Linked DNA regions of Homo sapiens: regions 1 and 3 are each linked to region 2. The links are chromatin contacts, found by Hi-C or POLR2A ChIA-PET in ENCODE. All regions are on one chromosome and are shown on one strand. The core of a region is the stretch at or near the end of the contact, and the rest is flanking DNA. Distances in the headings are between cores, read along the strand shown.

What was found. A loop is a pair of places that touch in the nucleus more often than their neighbours do. ChIA-PET counts read pairs that join two places held with the same protein, here RNA polymerase II (POLR2A). Pooled maps may share reads with other maps.
Region 1: a loop to region 2 is called in a map of naive thymus-derived CD4-positive, alpha-beta T cell, with 11 times the contacts of the local background. The contact joins the promoter of RAPGEF6 here to the enhancer-like site in region 2. A Hi-C loop is called at or near these places in 1 of 168 maps with a recorded cell type or tissue (naive thymus-derived CD4-positive, alpha-beta T cell) and 6 of 50 pooled maps. POLR2A ChIA-PET finds 5 or more read pairs at or near these places in 1 of 52 experiments (activated B cell).
Region 3: a map with no recorded cell type shows a loop between it and region 2 (7-fold over the local background). The contact joins two enhancer-like sites. A Hi-C loop is called at or near these places in 5 of 37 single-sample maps with no recorded cell type and 3 of 50 pooled maps.

What each region holds. Positions count from the first base shown.
Region 1 is chr5:131,633,769-131,637,151 of GRCh38, forward strand. RAPGEF6 (Rap guanine nucleotide exchange factor 6) reads right to left here and starts at 1,461. Exons shown (of 28, transcript NM_016340.6): 1 at 1,194-1,461. The coding sequence starts at 1,262. RefSeq lists enhancers at 651-1,233, 1,181-1,270, 1,363-2,562, 1,571-1,820, 1,831-2,030.
Region 2 is chr5:131,067,181-131,070,642 of GRCh38, forward strand. LOC105379172 (a long non-coding RNA gene) reads left to right here. Exons shown (of 5, transcript XR_007058928.1): 5 at 1,081-1,370. Among named protein-coding and RNA genes, the nearest start is that of HINT1, 96 kb to the right of the region's middle. Within about 2 kb of position 1,896, at least 6 of the 41 ENCODE cell types and tissues checked have a DNase peak (open chromatin) inside an H3K27ac peak, as active enhancers do.
Region 3 is chr5:130,322,315-130,325,557 of GRCh38, forward strand. No RefSeq gene overlaps it. Among named protein-coding and RNA genes, the nearest start is that of CHSY3-AS1, 420 kb to the left of the region's middle. Within about 2 kb of position 1,862, at least 3 of the 41 ENCODE cell types and tissues checked have a DNase peak (open chromatin) inside an H3K27ac peak, as active enhancers do.

The DNA.
Region 1 (3,383 bases), core at 211-2,710, 570 kb after region 2:
ACCTGCAATACACATCGTAAGCCTTGTATAATACTTTCCAATGCTATAAAGGCTGTAAGATAATTCGCCTACTGAAATTCATAAATCAGCTCACATTGACTTCAAGAATCATCATAAGGAAACAAACACTCATCGAATTATAAATGTATATCTCAAAAAGAGAACTCTGGAAAGTGGTAGAATTTGTGTTGTTCCTATGCAAACATCAGGATCTTCAATAACATAATTTGACCTATCATGGCTTCCGTTGTGACCTGAATAATTGTCACGACCCAAAAGGTCAGCCCAACGTTACTGAGACTCAGTATGCAAAACACTACATATCTGAAAAACTCCAAAGTGAAGAATTAACCAAAGCATTTCATTTCATTTACTGCAACTTTAAACAAAACAATCCAATAATCCACTCACACTGTTTAGTGTTTTGTTTAGAAAATATGTCCCACTTGTTATAGAAACCTCCAAATCAAGGAAAACCTTCCCCAAAACCTTAGCATTCTACCGGGATAAGCAAAGCTAACAGGTTTTAGTTATATGCCTGAAAACTAGCCTTCATGAAGGTCGAATGAAAAATCTTTTAAGCTGATGCCATAACTGTTAACTCGACACAGCAAATTTTGGATCCAAGTACAAAATACTGTAAAATTTCCCAGTGACAGTCTGAAAAAGTACCTACAGTGGTGTTCTTTAAACATGCATCATCTACTACAGAATTCACCATTTGACTGGATGTAAACTTTTAAACTAACTTTGAAAACTTTATCTTTTTTTTAGGCAACTGTACAATATTTCAGAGACCTTTAAAGAAAAACTATTTCTAAATTACATGGCTGAGATACTTCCCTTACAATTTCCATCTCGTTTTTCATAGTCTACTTAAACGAATGGGCATCTAACTGCGAAACTCATATTACCCAACTCAGAAAATACGACTTAGTAATGGTGCTTTCTTAACGACACTCAGAAGCCCCCGGCAAGGACGGGTACGCGGGTTAAGACCGCATCACAGGCAGGAAGGGCGGTCGGCACCCTGCTGGCGACAAGGGCCTGGGTCAGGGAAGAGACTCAAGCGAACAGATTCCCAGTAGCAGGTGCGAGACTCTGGCAAGAGGGCAGTCGCCGCGGATTTCGGACAGACAGGAGGATGCTGTCTACTGGACTGTGAGACGCACATAAAGGTCAACCAGCCTCACCTCGGGAGTCCGCTCGGGTGGCTTCTTCCTCAACGCCTGCCTAGCGCCAGGGTCCACGGGTGAGTTCATGGCCACGGCCCGGGTACTCCGCAGCCTGCCCTTAGCAGCCCACGCCACAGTTCATTCACACTAGGTAGCGGGTGCGGTACCTTTCCCCCGCCCCAAGGAGGGAACTTCGCGCCGTAACAAGGTCCGAACTCTAGCAAACAACCCTTCGCAACGCCCGCCTAAGGCCTCTACCCACGCGCGACTGGCCGGAGACAAGTCTGCGCGGGGGCGGGGGAGAGTAAGTGCGCATGCGCAGCACGCACGCGCACGCTAAGAAACGCCCAAGGGAGTAACTCCACTGTGACGTTAAAATTGGGGCGGTGCGAGTAAGTCGTTTCCTGCTGTCGTCGTGAGATTTAAAGACACCTCGCGAGACCTCACCTAAATCAGTCACGGGGTCTGCCTTGGCGTTGTGGTTCCGTCTTCTCCATCCGTTGGAGACACCGGAAACGCGCTGAGGACCTGAGCAAAAATAGCATTTTGGGGCAGAACCGTGGGGAGGCGTTCTGACTGGAGAGAACTGTTGTGCCCAAATCCGGAAGCCCAGGGTGTGGCCAAGTCCGGCTTTGCGCTCTCCTCTGCAACTTCTACTGCCGACTTTGAATATGCGGAAGTAGAAGCCGCCATTCGGCAAAGAAGGAATTCCACGCACACCTCATATCTCTTTAAATAAAACGAGATCTCTTGTGAAAGCTGCCGACAGAGAAGTGCTTGATCTATTCGAAACGGACGTCCTGAGACCAGGGCAGAGAAAGCAAACATTCACGGCCAGGATAGGCAGCCGGTGCCGCGGCCAGCTCACGATTACCTTTGAGTCAAAAAACTAGATTTAGACTGCGTTCTTGTAACTAAATGCCCGGGGCAGCCCTCCCTCAGGCAACTGCGTTTAGGGTTGGGACTCGAGTGGCAACTTTTGCAATACTTTTTACATTCTAGTCTGCTTCCCAACAGACCGAATAAAGCCAGTTTTGTTTCACTGCTCCCTTGGTAAGAAAAACAGACCACCCTTAGGAGCAGCCAGAGAGCTGCTGAGGCCGTTTCAACAATAAGCTCACTGACAATTCCAGAATCCATCGTTCTAGGATACTCCTTACCCTTTCTCATAAGTTCATAGGTAACTAACTTTGGCGACACCACCTTTCCACTGAATTTTAAGCTCCTTGATGGCTGTAACTACATCTAGGTACACCTTGGTATTTCTCACAGCAGTTAGCATAGTTCACTAAATAACAAGGTGATTTATGATTATGACATGCTTTCCAATTAATGACTGCTTCACAGTAATTTTAATGACGTAATAAGAGTTAAAATTATATTTGAAAACAATGAGAGTTCAGGCTACAACACCGTTTCTGGGACCGGCAATGACTTAAGGACTGTTTTCTGTTGGTCCTGGGGCTTGCCCAAACTGGGAGTTTACAACATACTATTAGCATTTCTCTTTTTCAGGTATAGATCAAAAACTTTACCAGCGAAGTGTGGCATAGCCATTGTAGAAATAAAGTAATTGTGGAAAAAATCACAGGATGTTGCAGACGATCCGTTTTCCTCATTTTTTGTACAAATATAACCTCTCAAAGATCTGCCCAGGATCACAAACAAAAGTTAACCCTTCCATTCTTCAAGGATCAATTTTCAGAGTCACATCAATATTTTGAAAGAGGGAGAAAGAACTATAAAGCATGATCACCATGAACTTGAACTTTAGGGGCAAACAGACCTAGAATTTGTGTCTCTAATATTAGACCTCTTCTAGTTAAGTGACTTGAAGTTATTTAACATCTCTGAACTTCATTTTCCTTATGTTAAATGGGAATATAGTAAAGGACCTATTGCTTCAGAATTTTCTTAAGATTACGCGAGAAAATTCACATGAAGCACTTAGTATGTTGCCTTCATTTTCCTTATGTTAAATGGGAATATAGTAAAGGACCTATTGTTTCAGAATTTTCTTAAGATTAAGTGAGAAAATTCACATGAAGCACTTAGTATGTCACATGAAGCACTTAGTAAGATTACGTGAGAAAACTCACGTGAAGCACTTAAGCACTTAGTATGAAGCACTTAGTATGAGAAAATTCACATGAAGCACTTAGTATGCTGCACAATCCGAGCACTCCTTATTATTTCCATTATTTTGCC
Region 2 (3,462 bases), core at 646-3,145:
TGGCTTGGAAAAGATATGACCTTCGACAATGCAGTTCACTGCAGCTCAAGCAAATCCCAAAGAAGCTGACAGCTGGAGGTTTCTGTTGACTGCACTCCACCAGCTAGAAAGCAAATCCTTCCTGAAAGGTAGATTTTGGCAATGTATATCCATGTCCACCACCACAAGTATTAATTTTTTAAATTTTATTAAAAAATGAAAAGCCTGAGACAAATACTAAACTACACTGGATGCAAGACAGCATATTGAAATTGTGAATCTTCCAGAAAAACTTGGACATGTGGTCACCATAGTTCTAAATAAACCAATTTCTGGTTCTAGGTCCTCTACCCTGTCCCTCACCATGCAGAAGAAGCTGGACTTATGCAAACATGCTTTATATCCTTTCCAGCCTTGCCAGATATATGGGAGGACACCTGACCCAAAAGAATGTTAAACCAAAAATTGCCAACAAAATACAATGTGTCCTGGGAGTCCTGGGACAAGAATTGAGATCAGCTCATCAATTTCTCTTCCTCAGGAATTTTAACCAAGGAAATAACAAAGGAAAGGTGAGGTCAACAAAATGAAGCAGAAGTGAGATGATCTAATGTAGAAATTGAGCAAGAAAACCACGACAGACCATGTTCAAACAGAAATTACGAGGGAAACAAAACTATGAGTAAGCAGAAGTTAGGAGGAAGATTTAAAAAATTAGAGCAGAGGATCAAGGAGATATTTCTTATCAAAATAGAAGCAGATGGGCAAAGGCTAAATGAGTCAAATTAAGGGCAGGACACTCCTATTGCTTTGACTGTAGACCCAACTTCCCATTCCTGTTCTTCCAGAGGCCCAGCTGCTTATTTCTAAGTGTGCATGAATCTTTCACCTCCAAGTATATTGATTCCCTCATCAAAAAGGTTACAAACTAGTGCTTCCCAAGCTTCTGTTGCAAAGTAATTCTCTGGCATTTGCATTAAAACCAAAGATCTCTGTTCAACCTCTCCATTTTTATTTAGAATAAATTTATGGTGTCATGAGGAAGTTTCATCTTGCTAATATTGCCAAATTCTATACTCTTATTTCTCATTCCCAAAACAGAAAATAACTCCAACTCTTTCAAAAGAGCTCATTTAGTGGCAATTCTTCCTATTTCATCTGTTACGGCTAGTGAGTTCTGCGCTTACTGAAGCATCTCCTGACCCTAGAGACAATTGCAACCATGGCAAGAATACCAACAATGTTATGCTAGATCCCACGGCAAAAGGGTAACAAAATTGGATTTTATGACTCTTTATCATTGAATCACCCTCAACAACACCAATTCTGGGAAGTTCTGATAATACATTTCTGACTGCCTGACCTCATAATGTACAATAGATTCCCTTTCTAGTAAAAGGACCCAGCACCAGATTTCCCTATTTGAATTATATTTCTACACTGTCCTTACAAAAATATCATTCTCGGCCGGGCGCGGTGGCTCACATCTGTAATCCCAGCACTTTGGGAGGCCGAGGTGAGCAAATCATGAGGTCAGGAGATCGAGACTATCCTGGCTAACATGGTGAAATCCCGTCTTTACTAAAAATACAAAAAAAATTAGCCAGGCGTGGTGGTGGGCGTGACTCGGGAGGCTGAGACAGGAGAATGGCGTGAACCCAGGAGGCAGAGCTTGCAGTGAGCCGAGATCGCGCCACTGCACTCCAGCCTGGGCAACTGAGCAAGACTCCATCTCAAAAAAAAAAAAAAAAAAATATATATATATATATATATATATATATTCTCAACTATTTCAGGTCTAAGGAGCCATCTACTGTTTTAAGAACAAACTGCAATTAATGATCATTTCTCAAACCATAAAAGGCCCAATCAACTAAATTACATTCTCTCTCTCTCTGTCTCTCTTTCTCTGTCTTCCCCTTCCTTGGCCCCCTGCCTTGTTGTGGTGGTAGTGGTGATGGTGATAATAATGGCTCTTTGTTCTCAAGAAATTATGCTGTGCCAAATTCAAGACAGTGTTTTTATTGTGGTTGTGTACATACGAAAAATGCCTTATAGTTGTTTATTGAATTTTGAATTTTTTATACACAAGAGTCATTCCCTGTTGGAAATGAGAAGCAAGTTTTCTCTTTGTTGCTTTTAACTGAAGAATATATTATAAGCTCTTTCTCTAGATACATTCTGAAACTGTAAAAAACACTTTCAAAATAAAGGTCAGCCATGTCGTCTGTGCAATGTTAATTGCTAAGTGCTGAACTAGCACTGTAGTCAGTCTTTGAAGTGGAGCCTGGCTGGGTTGACAGCCTAGGGTGGCTGCCCCATGCTTTCAGAGCAACACAGGATGTTGCTTGGTCTCTTCAGAAAGAGGCTGCCAGGAAATGAAGTTTCACATGAGAAACTTGCTGCTCTAATGCATTTCAGGCTATTCTTTTCCATTTGAAAGCCTAGGTGCAATGAGTGAAGAAATCTTTTCTTAAAAACTCCAAATAGGTCTTGAAGTACATGCATGTTCACTGAGGTAGTGATTTCCTCTCCTTCTAGTATCTTGTGCCCATATACAAGAAAAAGAATATGTGTAGTTAGTAAATTTTTAAAAATCATCTCATGTTTATTCCTGATGGAAGATTGAAAAAGCTAAGGAAAGAAGAGATGCCTTGGGCTCATGTTAAATGCACTCTGGAAGAACAAAATGTAAAACCACTGATTTTCAATTAAAAGATAATGATTCCAGTGGGTGGTTGCAGTTAAGATGAAGTAAGATGCACCCTGCCTCATTCAATGAAGCAACTAAAAACCCTGCACAGAAGGCAGGGAGCAGTTATCTAGGGACTCTAAAAAGTAAATAATAGCAGACTGGTTTGAGAGACAAAACAGAACTCAATGTAAGATCAATCCACTGGTGAGTTTTGTCCTCCTCTCCCGCTATTTTCTGGCCTTAGATTCAAAAGCATCCCAAAACCCAGAACTCCACAGTAGGTGCAAATAGAAAGAGCTGCAAGAGAAGTCCTCTCATTCTGGTCCAAAAAGCAGAAAAGGGAGCCTTTAAGGATCAGAGTGAAGAAAATCCCTTGGGGTGTTCTTTTCTGTTCTCTCTTATTGCTGCCCCCAGGCAATCCCCTGGAGCAACAGACATAGAGGCAGTGGCAGCTGTGCAAGCACCTGAAACTCTAAGGGAAGAGAGCTCTTCTCTCTGGCCAGGACTTGGGTCCCAAAAGCATGGGGGAAATATATGTTGCTTTTTTTTTTTCCCCCATCTTCCCATGCCTTGGCTGTGGAAGCAGAGACAGTCACAAGAAGTGAACATAGGAGCAGAAAAACTACATAATTTTCCCAGCCACAACCCTACACTACTTACGCCTGTAATTTCAGGACTTTGGGAGGCCAAGGCTGGTGGATCACCTGAGGTCAATAGTTGGAGACCAGCCTGGCCAACATGGTGAAACCCCGTCTCTACTAAAAATACAAAAATTGGTCAGGTGTGGT
Region 3 (3,243 bases), core at 612-3,111, 740 kb before region 2:
GATAGTGTTTCAGATACACCCAATCAGAGAATTTGTTGGTTCCAAATTAGATAAGATTGTAGATTTTAATCTATGGAATCAGTATCTAAAGATTAAAAACATGACATCACAAGATGCGAGAATGTTAGAATGTATTATTGAACCAACAATGAACACCATTTGTAGGCTTTTGGCTGTAGTATGTGAGAAAAATTATGCATTCTGTCTTCCTGACATGCTCTCTTCAGGCTTCATAATGTTGTTTTGGTAGCAGTGTAAAGTATTCTTTATTATTTTGTAAATGTGTCCTCAAAATAACAGGTATTATTTTGGTATAATTCTAGTTAAGTAAAACTCTGGCAGAACTGTTAAGTTATAGAGTAAAAGACATTTCTACAGGTTGGTTAAACCCCTACTTATAGCTCCTATATATTACTCTTGTGAATGGCTGCTGATACCAAGCAAAGATTTTAAGGGTTATTAATTTAACTTCTTCTGATGTACTCAACAACACTTTCTAAAAATCACATGCAGTAATTTCCTCCTACTTACTTCAAGCATTAAGTGAACAGATTTGTATAATTTTGTATGCATAATTTTATTTTAATCTATAATGTAGGTGCCATCACTAAGTTCTGCTGAAGAATTGATTACTACAAATATTTTTGTTTTCTTTAATTTGGAATATATATATAAAATCTAGGAATACAAAATGCTGTATAATGGAATCCAAACTTTTCATTTTTTGTATTTATCCTTTAGAATAGTAAAAGTTCATGCATGCCTTTAGGACAATATTAGAGTAAGTTAGTAGAAAGAAATGTAGAATAATGCTATTAGGTTTTCTGTGTTTTTTCACTTTCCCATATAAAATGTGGTTTCCTAAGGTTAGATGGGAAAACGACAGTTGTTTTCTAATAATCTTAATTTCTAGTTCTGCTCTCAATGTCTAGCTCTGCTCTCTACAAACCATTATTTTCATTCTTTTTTATTTAGGTAGTAATTTGATATAATTAATACACTCCCACCCAAGGCACAGAAAAAATAATTATAACAATTCATTCTAACATGTGTTCTCCTTTAATATTGTTTCACAATGAAAATATGGACCTTTGGTAAAAACATAATTTCTCCTCTTCGTTTGAAAATGTAAAAATCATAGGTAGCTTTTGTGATACTAGGTGCTCAAATACTTGTAGTATTTTATGATAGAAACAACTCTGTCAAAGATTGTGTTAATCTTCTTAAGCAACAAGAATTCCTATTGGTCTTTTCCTTACACATTAAATTGAACCAAATAATTTCAAAAGTCTCAAAAGCTGTGAAATTATTATAATAATTGGAAATGTGTCAAAGTGTGGAGTATTTATATGACAATTTCATTTAAGCTTTCAGGGCACTATTGAAACACATTTCAACCTTAAATGGCCATCCAGGCAGAGGCTTTAGAAGTAAATTGTTTACATTGATTCACAATCCCATAAGCCTTTATAGTAAACTATCCTCTTTGAATTTACTACCTTGGTTAATTCAGCAGAAAATTGCTTTCTATTTCTGAGACCCGCTTAGAAGGCTTGAGCAGATTTTTTTTTAAAAAAATTGTTCTGCGATGATGATGAAGGGAGACTTGAGAATCCCTTTGAAAAATAGAATTGACTACAGACCGAACAGCCTGTGTTTATGGATAACTGAGCTTCACACCTCTCACTGAAGGTGAGAAAGTCCTATTGAAGATGACAAAGCCCTTATCACAGTGCCTGGTACAAGGTGGGTACCCAAATGTGTGTCCCTATAAGACAGCAGCAAAGAAACTGTTACTCCTCAAAAACTCTCATCTCCACTGAATGGGTATAGGACATAGAATCTTCCTGTACTTAAGCAACTTTTAAATAGCACTTTATACACTCTCAAAAGATCAATTACATCAGAGTAGCTATGGCTTGTGAAAGTAAAAAAGGGAAGTGAGCAATATCTTAAGAATACCTGGCAGATAAGAAATGCAGCTGTTATGATTGCCTAACTGACCACCTGTTTCCTGTTGAAGGAGCCAGTTGTACTAGTGGAGAGATTTTAAAAGGAATTAAAATACATTCTTCAAATTTACATCAAAATGGATATCATACTATCTACTGTTTCATGATTAAGAACACATACAAAGCCCTTCTTTTATCATGCCTATAGTTCCTGGTGTTCCTGAAAAGTTATAGTGAGACTCAACTATGTACTGAAAGAAAGGAGAGGTAGAAATCATACTCAGCAGCAAATGGGATGCCTGAATCTGAATCCCAGCTCTGCAGTTTACTAACCATGTGACTGTAGAAAATGTTCCAATCTCTCTTATTTTTCTCATCTCTTAAATGGTGATACTAATAATAGTTACATCCTAGGGTGTTGTGAGAACGAAATGAGTTAATATATGCTAAGCATTCAGAACAGCCTGCCAAATAATGAACACTACGTAAGCATTGACTTATTAATATTTTGTTATTACTTTATAAGCACGAATTTTCTGTAATCAGGGAAAGAAAGAGAAAAGCAAAGAAACCTTGATGTTCCAAGCAAGTAAATACTCAAGTTCATCCAGTTGTGTTTCTATCAAATGTGAGGGGTTTAGGAGTAGACTATCTTCTTTATTTTATACCTGATGGAACTTAGGCAAAAGGGAATAACTGGCTTGTATCAGATGATGTCAGTCATTGATTCAGTCACTTTCAGAGCTTTTCTTTTTATTTTTCTTTCCATGATGAGCATTTACTCTTTCAACAGCCAAAGATCATTTCCACGTTCTTCTGGTAATGAAACTGAGCAGGTGTCCCACAGAGCTGATGTTCGTGGTTTCTTTGAATAAACATAGAAGTTGGCCCTCCTAGTTTTAAAACCTGAGAAAGTTGCATTTGTCTTATCTGAGTTCCTTTCCAAGGAAACCAGCCATCAGGCCTCCCAAATAGTAGCAAGGAGCTGAAAGTCACCAGATCACTGCATTTGGACAATCAGATGCCCGACACTTTATCTGTTAAGTTTGCCTAACTGACCACTTGCTTCCCATTGACCAGCTGCTCTTCTTTACCCCTCCCTAATTCCTGTTTTCCCACACATGGTTACATTTCTTCCCTGCTATATCAGCTCCTAATTTTAGTCAGTCAGGGAGATGGATTTGAGACCTCCTGGCCTCTTGGCTGCAGCACTCTATTAAAGGCTTCATCTTTGGCAATACTTGTTTCAGTGATAGGCTTTCTGTGAAGCAAGAAACAGGATCTAGACCGA